Regions from separate parts of the Homo sapiens genome. Here region 2 is linked to region 1. Evidence: chromatin contacts called from ENCODE Hi-C or POLR2A ChIA-PET data. All regions are on one chromosome and are shown on one strand. The core of a region is the stretch at or near the end of the contact, and the rest is flanking DNA. Distances in the headings are between cores, read along the strand shown.

Region 1 (4,939 bases), core at 1,389-3,888:
GATCAACCCCATCACATTGAGCCTGACTGACCCCTCGTCTTCCTTGACATCACCTTTCGGACTCACTCCCAGGCTAGCTGCTCCTGCCTTGCACACACTACACTTCATGCATAGTGAATATTTTGTACACTGAACTCATTTCAAAATGGTTTTCATTCAAACTACAAACTGGCTAAAACTACTGGATGAAAACATAGTAAAAGTCATCAATCAATCATAAAAAATACCCTAATTGAAATCTGGAATAATAAATCTAGAAATGTTCATAGGGGTTATCCATAAGGAGTAGTATGGGTGAGTTTAACATACTTTTGATTATCGATATTTTATAAATTTTCATAATGTGTATTTTCTAGATTCTCTCTATAATGTACATGTTCTAAATTTGCTATACATTCATAATGTGTAAATATTATATAAATATTATTTTTAATGGAACTTTTACAAAAATGTGTATTGAGCACCTTTTTCATGCAAGGCACTGAGCTAAGCACCATGGAAGATACACACATTTTGCCTGTTTGGGTTGAGTATTCAAGAAAGCAACTATTATTTGCTGAGGAAATGTGTTTAGGTATTATCAGATAATATATATGTGTCTATGTATATGAGCCCCTAGTTTATTCCCTCTTCCCAGGGTTATCCACTTACTTACTGTAAGTCCTTGAATATGTCTATATCATTTTTAAAAATGGAGTATACATGTTTTACTTTACATTGAAGGTATTCTGCTATAATATCATCCTTTCATTTTTACACACTTTAAAATAGTTTGTTTGTTAATTTCCCAAAAACGTTTGGGGGATCTTCTGTGAGGTCAATTCCCAGGTATGTTGTGGGTTTAGCTGTCATTGTGAGTGGTATTTCATGTTCTATCATCATTTCTCAATGGTAACTGCTGGTGGATAACGAATCTTGAACCAGGCAATCTTGCTGGGGAAGGGAAAATATAAATAACACAATGAAGGAGACTCTTACTGATCTGTGTTGCAAACTCTGGAGTTGGGTCTGCACCTGTGGTCTAAGAGGCTGGGGTAGGGTGTGGCAGGGTGAGAGTGGGGGTGGGGGGCCTCTCCATCTGTCACTGATGGTGTGTTCCACGCTTTTCATAACTGAGACTTCTGCAGGCCTGCTACGTGTGCACCTGGCATGTCCTGACACCACACCACTGCCCCACTGACTATCCAGCACACAGGCACTGCCCACGAAGTAAGCTATCATTTCCTTAAAAATCCCTAAACTTCCTCATATCTTTCTACAGAGTCTCACTGAGGCTCTAAGCCCATAATCTCTCCTGTAAATATATTGGCAGGAAGCAGCCCTGGCTCTGTCCTCTCTCTCCTTAAGTGGCATTTGTGCCCTCCAAGCTATCCTGGTAGGTTTAAGATGGCCTCCAGGATCTGGCAGATGGTATTGGATGGAATTCATTATTCTAGGGCACACCTATTGGTTCAATAACATCTGAAGAACTGTGGAATGATCTGAGCATCAAAGGTTTCGGGTCTTGGCTTGTCCCTCTTATCACCACCACCATCATCTCTGCTAAGTCATTCCATTGTTATCATAACTTCTTAGCTCCCCAGTGATTTACTAACTATGCCATTTTGCAGGTATAAAATGAGCTGGACAATATATACTCTTTGTCCACATCCATGGAGTGCTGGGAATAAGTTTTTGAGAGCCTTGTCAAAAGACTCTAGGTAGTCAAATCCTCCTTAGCTAATGTTTGTGCAGGAATAAGAAATGCTAACTCTTACTAGCTGGGTTCAACTTTTTCCCCACTGACTTGCCTTCTAAATGCAGTGAGTCATCCAATACCTTCAATAACTACAGCAGTGGCTCTCGATCACCTGGGAGCTTAGAGCACATACCTACACGTGGACCCCACCCCAGAGAAACTGAATCAGAATTTCCCTATCTATCTGCTGTGCCAAGAGTGTCATGTTCTGCTCTCTGAGACCAAGTAGAACACTTGGGTGGGGGTGAAGGAGCGGGGTGGAGAACCTGTCCTCTGACCCCACCTTTCTCTAACCACATCTAAGTGAAAAACCACAAAACCAAGTAAACAGGCAACTGAGGGTTGATACAGTGATTGAAAAGGGGCGGGGGTGTGGGGTAATGAGGATGGATAAAGACAAGAGACCACATCACATTAACAGAGTCTTTCTCAAATTCAGACCTCACACTCCATGGTGGAAGGGATCTTCGGGTGCCAGGGTCAAGTTGCTGACACTGCCCTGGGAAGGACTGTACCCTGCCAGTGTCCAGGCTGGAGGGGCTGAGCTCAGCTAACTAGAGGCTTCAGCACCCTTTCCTCCCTGCACCCTCCAGGGGGCCCTCCCGCCCCTCCCTGGTGGCCCCCCCAGCCTCGCACACGCTCTTCATTATCACCACCGTTGCCTGTGCTTCTCGGGTGTTCCACCCATCTCTGGTCTCCGCCCTGAGTGAGGGGATTAACTTCCTGCAATGCCACAGCTGCAGCAGGCTGTTTCTGCAACGGGCAGCAGGGGGGCCACATGGCCCAGGAGGATGTGTATCCAACAACTAAGGGTGCTGAATACTCATTCTGGGGGAACTTGGGGTGGGAGAGTTTGCTCTCTGGGGCATTTCTGAGAAAGGGGGAAATTGGCATTTGGAGGCCTTGTCTGACACCTTCACCATAGTTACCAAAAAACAGAAAGAACGTTGCTGCCATCTCCATTATCCTCCTGAAGTGGCTTCTCTTTCCCCATGCGGTTCCTCTTTGCTTCCTCCCCATAATAAGAAATGCCTTTTATTGAATGCTGGCCATGTACCAAGTGCATTCATGTGCTCTCTTCAGTAATATTCTGTTTGTAGATGAAGAAACTGGGGCCGACGGAAACGAGACTCAGCTTGTTAGTAAAGTCAGAGGTGGTGCTCAAAGGGCCTGACCATCATTAACCAAATCCATCAGAACTCAGAGCCATGTGGGCAATTCTGATGGGAGCAGCATAAGCAAGAGTTGGGAGCACCCACAGGCTTTGGATCAAACAGTTACTTAGCTCTTCAGTTTCCAACCTCATCTGTAAAAGAGGACAACAGCACCTACTTCATAGGGTTGTTTGAGGAAATAACACAGGAGGGACATTTAAGACCAAGTCAGGTGTAGCATGGGAGCTTCATAAAGTAGCCATTTTATTATTAATCTCATTGTTAGTTTTAGAAATATAACTGCCAAACATTTACTCACTCATTCAGTAAATATTGATAGAGGGCCCTGTACCCATCACTAAGGTACATCTGTGAACCAAAAATCAAGCGTTACTATCAGTTGATGGGTTCATTCTCACCCCAGTTGGAAAGCCCACTGTGGAAAGCAGGTCACCATTGGAAGGTTGCCTGGAAATTCTGGGATTGTCAGAGGACAAGGACGAGTGTTTTGAGATGAAGTGGCCACCTCTCTTCCAGCATCCTTGAATACTGGAACCAAGGCTCAGGATGGTCTGTCCCATGAACAGGAGGGTTGTGGGGAGGAGAAGAGACCAATCCTTATTAAGCACCTTCAGGTAAGATTCCTGAAACTCCTGATACAGCAAATGCTTGTAGGAGGCACTTGAGATGCTCTCAGAGGCCATGAAGTCAAAGCATTCAATAGCACAGACTGACACGTAAGAGAAGATATAGTCCTGTGCTGAAGAACTCCAGGTCTGGAGTCAAATTTCTTCGCTTCCCATTGTCTACACCCCTAGCTAGCTTGGGTGCTCTGAGCAAGTGGTTTATTCTCTCAGACTTGATGTCCTCAGCTAGAAAACAAATGGAAATGATAGAATCACTGGTCTCATAAAATCTGGAGGTGTCAATGGGAGGATATGTAAAAAGAGACTCAACAAATTTTACCCATTACTATGATCTGTCAGTCTTTCTTACTACTCCAAGAAGAAAGTCTGGGTGTGCTGGTGAGTCCAACACTTTCTAATCTTCCCTTTAACAGGAAAGGAGCAATCCTCAGGCCCACAGCCTTCTACAGGTAAGATAACCTCGTTAGGACTTCATGACATTGCTTTATTTTCATGGTGTGCGGGGGGGAGACAGGATGATTGTCTTCTAATTATGGCAAGTGATACTGGTTTTTTTCTGATAATGATAGAAAGCTTCCTTTTAAAATAAACATTTCAATAAAAACAAATCAACTTCAATACAAATGTTAAAGAAATAATAGAGCAGGTGGATACAGCAAACATCTTAACTGTGGCATCCAAATGACTGAAGTTTGGGAAACAATGACAGAACAGCCCCCATGCCACTGCTTTTGGCCTCCAGTTAGAGATGAGAGGCTCCAAAAGCCATGCTTTGAGCCTCATTCTAACTATCTCTAACATCACTGTCCTTTCCTAATATGTCCCATCAACAGAAATATGCCTTTGCTTCCAAGCCACTCCAAAGAGACCACTGCACTTCAGCCATTTCCTCCTTCGTGTACCAGTGCTGTACATTTCACCCCCTGCACTCCAGGCTGAGGGATATGGCCCAGTCCCCTGACAGGATCAAGTTGCTTCTTGAGTCTTCTTAGAAACACAACTATACCCTGTTTCTAGGTGTGGTCTACTTTTGCACATAGCTAACCCCACTCACAGGGTATCAATTCCAACTACTTCCTTCCTCAGGCAGCAATTTTGGCACCTTTTTTGTACCCACTCATGTTCCAACCACACACCCGAGATGAATGAGCATCTCATCAAGTTGGGGAGGCCAAAGCCACTGAAGGATTCTGTTTCTACTGTAGCTCTCATTACTGTTTCTCACATTAGAGCACATGTCACTCTGGGAATGCATCGCTGGATTAAAGAGTATTCTTTCACATAGTCATAATTATGGGTCCTAGAAGTCAGTGAACTAGGGAGTCCAGGGGATATGGATGAGAATAAAAGATGAGAATCATAGAATTTAGATGTACAAGTTCCCTAAAACTACACAGTCC
Region 2 (5,560 bases), core at 472-2,971, 610 kb after region 1:
TTGGGCAATCTGGTCATGAAACCTGTTGCCCCAGTGATTATAGGGTTTTTAGCCTGTTCTGACAGACCAAACTCTCTCCCTACTTTCACCCTCACCCTAGTCCTCCCATGTGGATCCTTCATGTTGCTTCTTACTCAATAGAATAACTATTATTCTATTACTTAGAACGAATAGAAAGGAAGGATGACCTTCCCAGACAGATGAGACCATGCTATGTCACAACACTGTGTTCCCACTTAAAGCCTACAAACTAATGAAACATACACAGTATGCATATTCTCATTGTTTAGCAAATCTATCTCTTCCCTCTGCATCATTTTCTTTATTATAGAATGACAGTTTTTATCTTTTACCAAACTGTTTGTAGTATACTTGTCTTTTTTCTGATACTCTCTTTAGATTGTATGGTATTATGACCAGAGCATGGGCTTTGGGGTCATATAGACCTACATATTAAAATCACAGTTCCATTCTTTATCCAAGGTATGTTACTAACCTGGACAAATTACTACATGTTTCTGAGTCTCAGATTCCTTTATCTGGACCTGCATCTTAGAAGTGTTGGGAAGGATTTGTGATAACATATGTAATATACCTGGCTCAGTTCAGCACATGGGTGTTTAAGAAATGGTAGCTGTCATTGACAGAATCTTCTTTATGAAAATATATAATATAGCAATATTCCTATGGAATTTACTTTAGAAATAATCTTCCCTTCATAGTGACTAGAATCAGAATCAAAGGATTTGCAGCATGCATAACATCAAGTTAGTGGAATATGTAATATTTACTACTACCACCGAGTAAAATGACTCAGAAAATGTAGTCTGAATATTCAGTAGGCACTATGATAATTCCATGACATTCGTCCACTTATATTTCATTAAGCAATGTATTCATTTTAGAATACATTTCTAGATCTTATGAAAACTGCATGTAGCGCAATCTGAGGGTTTCAATTCTATAAAACAAAACCAGTTTCTTATCAGGGCCACTACAGAGCATTTCACGTAGAATTTTTTAGATTATTGCAAATTTTATACATCTCTAAAGTTGTAACATGTAGTAGTAATGTCAAGTGAACTGCATAATTTTACTTGATCAGATAGAAAATTTTATATCTGAATAAGGAGTTTTGTGTAGAAGTCAGTAGTATAGTAGAAAGAGCACTGATTTTGGAATAGGAATCTTAAACTCTTTCTAGCAATATATTTTACCTTGGTGAAAAACCACAAAACTCTCATCCAAGTACTAAACAAACCTGACCCAGTTTAGCTTGTGAGATCAGATAAGATGCATGTAGGGTGGCAAGGTGGGGTGAAGAGTATACAGGAACTCTCTGTACTATTTTTGAAGTTTTTCTGCAAATCTAAAATTAGTTCAAAAATTTTTTTTAAAAAGTATTTTTAAAAAATCCAGAGAATCAGTAAGTTTCAGTTTCTTCTATAAATGGAAATGTAATAATAGCTTATCTTTCTCCCTGACACAGCTGTTGAGTGGATAAACATGTAAATAAGGCAGTATACATAAAACTTTAAAATACTGCTGTTCTATGCTGTGATTCTTCCTTACTTGACTTTACCCATTTTACTGATCTTCCCTTCCTCTTGCTGCCAAAATAGTCCTTTGCTTCTTTAAAGCTTTTGTGGTTACTTTATTTAAGGTGAAACACTGCCTCACATCACCAAGTTGCAAAAACAATTCTCCTTTCATCATCTTTCTTTGTAATCATTCCACACCCTCTGTGGCTTGCCTTCTTTAAGCTTCTTGCTTATGAACTAGGCCTGGTGGCCACTGACATTTAATCAAATAACAGTTATAATACATTTACTCATGAGTAAAGCCTGAATAAAATGTGGGCACTGACATCTAAGAGAGTGGAAATTTCATCATCAAATATCTTAACAGAAACCATTTTGTTAAATAACCATAATTACAGGTTTTGCACTTATGATTGCAGAGGATTTTGCTCTTCTGCATTCTTAGAAGCTCAAGGGACAGCCATTGTGTTCAGGCTACTTGAAATACCTATACTGAATCTAAGTATAGCCAAGCCTTCTTCAAGAGAAAAGTCCCTGCAAGACTTTATAATTCAAAGATTTTCACACCCACAATTATTTTAAAGATTATTTCTGTTTTTAAAAAATATTTTTAGTTTAGGTAAGTAGACTTTTCAGATAAGAATTCAAAATATGGCCGGGCGCAGTGCCTCATGCCTGTAATCCTAGCACTTTGGGAGGCTGAAGCGGGCAGATCACTTGAGGTCAGGAGTTTGAAACCAGCCTAGCCAACATGGTGAAACCCCGTCTCTACTAAAAATACAAAAAATTAGCCAGGCATGGTTGTGGTCACCTGTATTCCCAGCTATTCGGGACGCTGAGGCAGGAGAATCTCTCGAGCCCTGGAGGCAGAGATTGCAGTGAGCCAAGATTGCGCCACTGCACTCCAGCCTGGGCAACAGAGTGAGACTCTGTCTCAAGAAAAAAAAAAAAGACATTAATTTTCCAAATGTGTAGACATTTCTGCTTTTTCTTAAGTATTTAGGAATTTACGTTTACTACATCTGAAGCAAAGCATTTTTGATTGTTATGATTATTCTTGTATCTTCGTGATAGTCATACTTGGTAAAGACTATCATTTTCTCCTTTTCTTAGTGACTAAATCTTGGCATTCTCAGGAAAAAAATTTTCTTCCTTTTGTTTTATGTTAACTCATGCTTCTAGCTTAGATCAGTCTCTGTGACAGATTTCTATTGATGGACTTGCTCATTTCTGATTCGTGAAAACAACTCAGCCAATTACAAGAAAGGAAACTTTAGCATTAAGATGATTAAGAACGTTCCATTTAGAGGAATAAATAATTTAATTTTGTTTGTTTTGTTTCTAATCTTAACTCAAATGCTATCCAGTTATAAAAGCCTATTTTTCCTCGAGAATTTTTCCCACACTGGTGGCATTGTTTCCTTACTGGAGCATGACATACTCAGCATGAGTTTGCTTTTTTCATATTTTCTTTTTTTTAATAATGAGCTCATCATTTTACTTACTCTGCTTATCAAAAATCAGAAGTAATTTGATGTTTATATTATTAATAGGACTCTTTCCAAGTATATTGACATTTCAATTTTTTTCCCAATAGTGTTTGAGGAACAGGTGGTTTTTGGTTACGTGTATAAGTTCTTTAGTGGTGATTTCTAAGATTTTGGTGCACTGTAACCCGAGCAGTGTACACTGTACCCAAGTGTAGTCTTTTATCCCTCACCCCCTCCCACCCTTCCCACCAAGTCTCCAAAGTTCCTTATATCATTCTTATGCCTTTGCATCTTCATAGCTTAGTTCTTACTTATAAGTGAGAACATAAGATAATTAGTTTTTCATTCCTGAGATAATTCACTTAGAATAATGATCTCCAACTCCATCCAGCTTGCTGCAGATGCCATTATTTCATTCCTTTTTATGGCTGAGTAGTATTCCATGGTATATATATACCACATTTTCTTTATTCAGTTGTTGGTTGATGGGCATTTAGGCCCAACTTAGTTCGTTAGTTAGAATACTTATGGTTTTCTATATAAAGAGTCAACTTTTAAAATATTTATAAACTGGGAGAGTGAAACTAAGAAGATAAATTACAGATAGTAAAAGCTATAAACTGGTCGTCTTTTTTGTTTGTTTGTTTGTTTGTTTGAGATGGAGTCTTGCTGTGTCACCCAGGCTGGAGTGCAGTGGCCCGATCTCTGCTCACTGCACCCTCCGCCTCCTGGGTTCAAGTGATTCCCCTGCCTCAACCTCCCGACTAGCTAGGATTACAGGCACCCACCACCATGCCCAGCTAATTTTTGTATTTTTAGTAGAGACGGGGTCTTACCATATTGGTCAGGCTGGTCTCGAACTCCTGACCTCAGGTGATCCACCTGCCTCGGCCTCCCAATAAACTGGTCATCTTAATACATCATTGAGCCAGTTATCTCTGCTACTCATTAACATTTCTGGCAGCAGTAGGGTAGCTTTCACATAGGGTATAGAATTTTTATCAGAGGTGAAGAGAGGTCTTATTGTATTGACTCAGGGAAGTTAAATATAGCAACATTTGTTCTAGTCTGTTTTAGGAGCAGTTTTTCCTAAGTGCTTTATAGATAGCCTGTCATTTTTGCAACAGACCATGATGTCAGGACCAAGGAGGGTTTTGATAGAAATGACACAGCATGATTTGCATTTTTAAAAGGTCACTTTGTCCGGTGTGTGGGGATTACTTTTTCCTTTGGTACCATGATCTTCCTGTGAAATGGCCTCTGTTTTGAAACCAGAAGCACAATGCTTACTCCTTGAAGGGACGGCAATGTGTATAGTACAGTAGTTTTCAAGTTGTGTTTTGCAGTTTTTGGTATTTCATTGAGAAGTACTTTGCAGAGGAGAAAGAATATTGGAGGACTGTGAGTCTTCTTCCCTCACCTCTATCAAAGCATCTCTGGTTTCAGCACCTTCATTTATGAGGGTTCCATAAGGTATCTCTTAAATTACACAAACACAAACACACACAATTTATACACACACATTATACATATATGTGTGTATATAGTTATACAGACATATATATATTTATATATACAAACATGTATATATGAATATATATATACACAAATACATATTTTCAAATGTTCACATACACCTACCCCACCCAGCATATACACACGTAGCCAAACCCCTTTTGTAGTAAAAAGAGCATAAACTTTAGAGTAAGACAGATCTCATTTCAGATTGCAGCACACATTGCTTAGCAACCTTGGACAAGTTACCTAATATATGTGAGCCATAGCAGGAAGACTCATTAGGAGTCTGTTATAGCAATTGATACAGTTTGGCTGTGTCCCCACCCAAATCTCATCTGGAATTGTAGTTCCCATAATCCTCACGTGTCGTGGGAGGGACCTGGTGGAAGGTAATTGAATTATGGGGGCTGTTACCTCCATGCTGTTTTCATGGTAGTAAGTGAGTTCTCAGGAGATCTGATGGTTTTATAAGGGGCTTCTCCTCTTTGCTGCCACCATGTGAAGAAGGATGTATTTGCTTCCCCTTCTGCCATGATTGTAAGTTTCCTGAGACCTCCCCAGCCCTGCAGAACTGTGAGTCAATTAAACCATTTTCCTTTATAAATTACCCAATCTCTGGTATGTCTTTATTAGCAGTGTGAAAACAGATTAATATAGGAAATTGGTACCAGGTAGTGGTGTGCTGCTGTAAAAATACCTGAAAATGTGGAAGTGACTTTGGAAGTTGGTAACAGGCCAAGGTCGGAACAGTTTGGAGGCCTCAGAAGAAGACAGGAAAATATGGGAAAGTCTGAAACTTCCTAGAGACTTGGAGGGCTCAGGAGACATGAAGATGTAGGAAAGTTTGGAAATTCCTACAGACTTGTTGAATGGCTTTGACCAAAATGCTGACAGTAATGTAAACAATGAAGTCCAGGCTAAGGTGGTCCCAGATGGAGATGAGGAAGTTGTTGGGAACTAAAATAATGGTGACTCTTGCTGTGTTTTAGCAAAGAGACTGGCAGCATTTTT

What was found. A loop is a pair of places that touch in the nucleus more often than their neighbours do. ChIA-PET counts read pairs that join two places held with the same protein, here RNA polymerase II (POLR2A). Pooled maps may share reads with other maps.
Region 2: a map of naive thymus-derived CD4-positive, alpha-beta T cell shows a loop between it and region 1 (3-fold over the local background). The contact joins two enhancer-like sites. A Hi-C loop is called at or near these places in 1 of 168 maps with a recorded cell type or tissue (naive thymus-derived CD4-positive, alpha-beta T cell) and 3 of 50 pooled maps. POLR2A ChIA-PET finds 5 or more read pairs at or near these places in 2 of 52 experiments (both activated T-cell).

The regions. Positions count from the first base shown.
Region 1 is chr6:45,583,975-45,588,913 of GRCh38, reverse strand. No RefSeq gene overlaps it. Among named protein-coding and RNA genes, the nearest start is that of RUNX2-AS1, 9.7 kb to the right of the region's middle. Within about 2 kb of position 2,638, at least 4 of the 41 ENCODE cell types and tissues checked have a DNase peak (open chromatin) inside an H3K27ac peak, as active enhancers do.
Region 2 is chr6:44,973,297-44,978,856 of GRCh38, reverse strand. All of the region lies in intron 6 of SUPT3H (SPT3 homolog, SAGA and STAGA complex component), which reads left to right. Among named protein-coding and RNA genes, the nearest start is that of MIR586, 220 kb to the left of the region's middle. Within about 2 kb of position 1,721, at least 3 of the 41 ENCODE cell types and tissues checked have a DNase peak (open chromatin) inside an H3K27ac peak, as active enhancers do.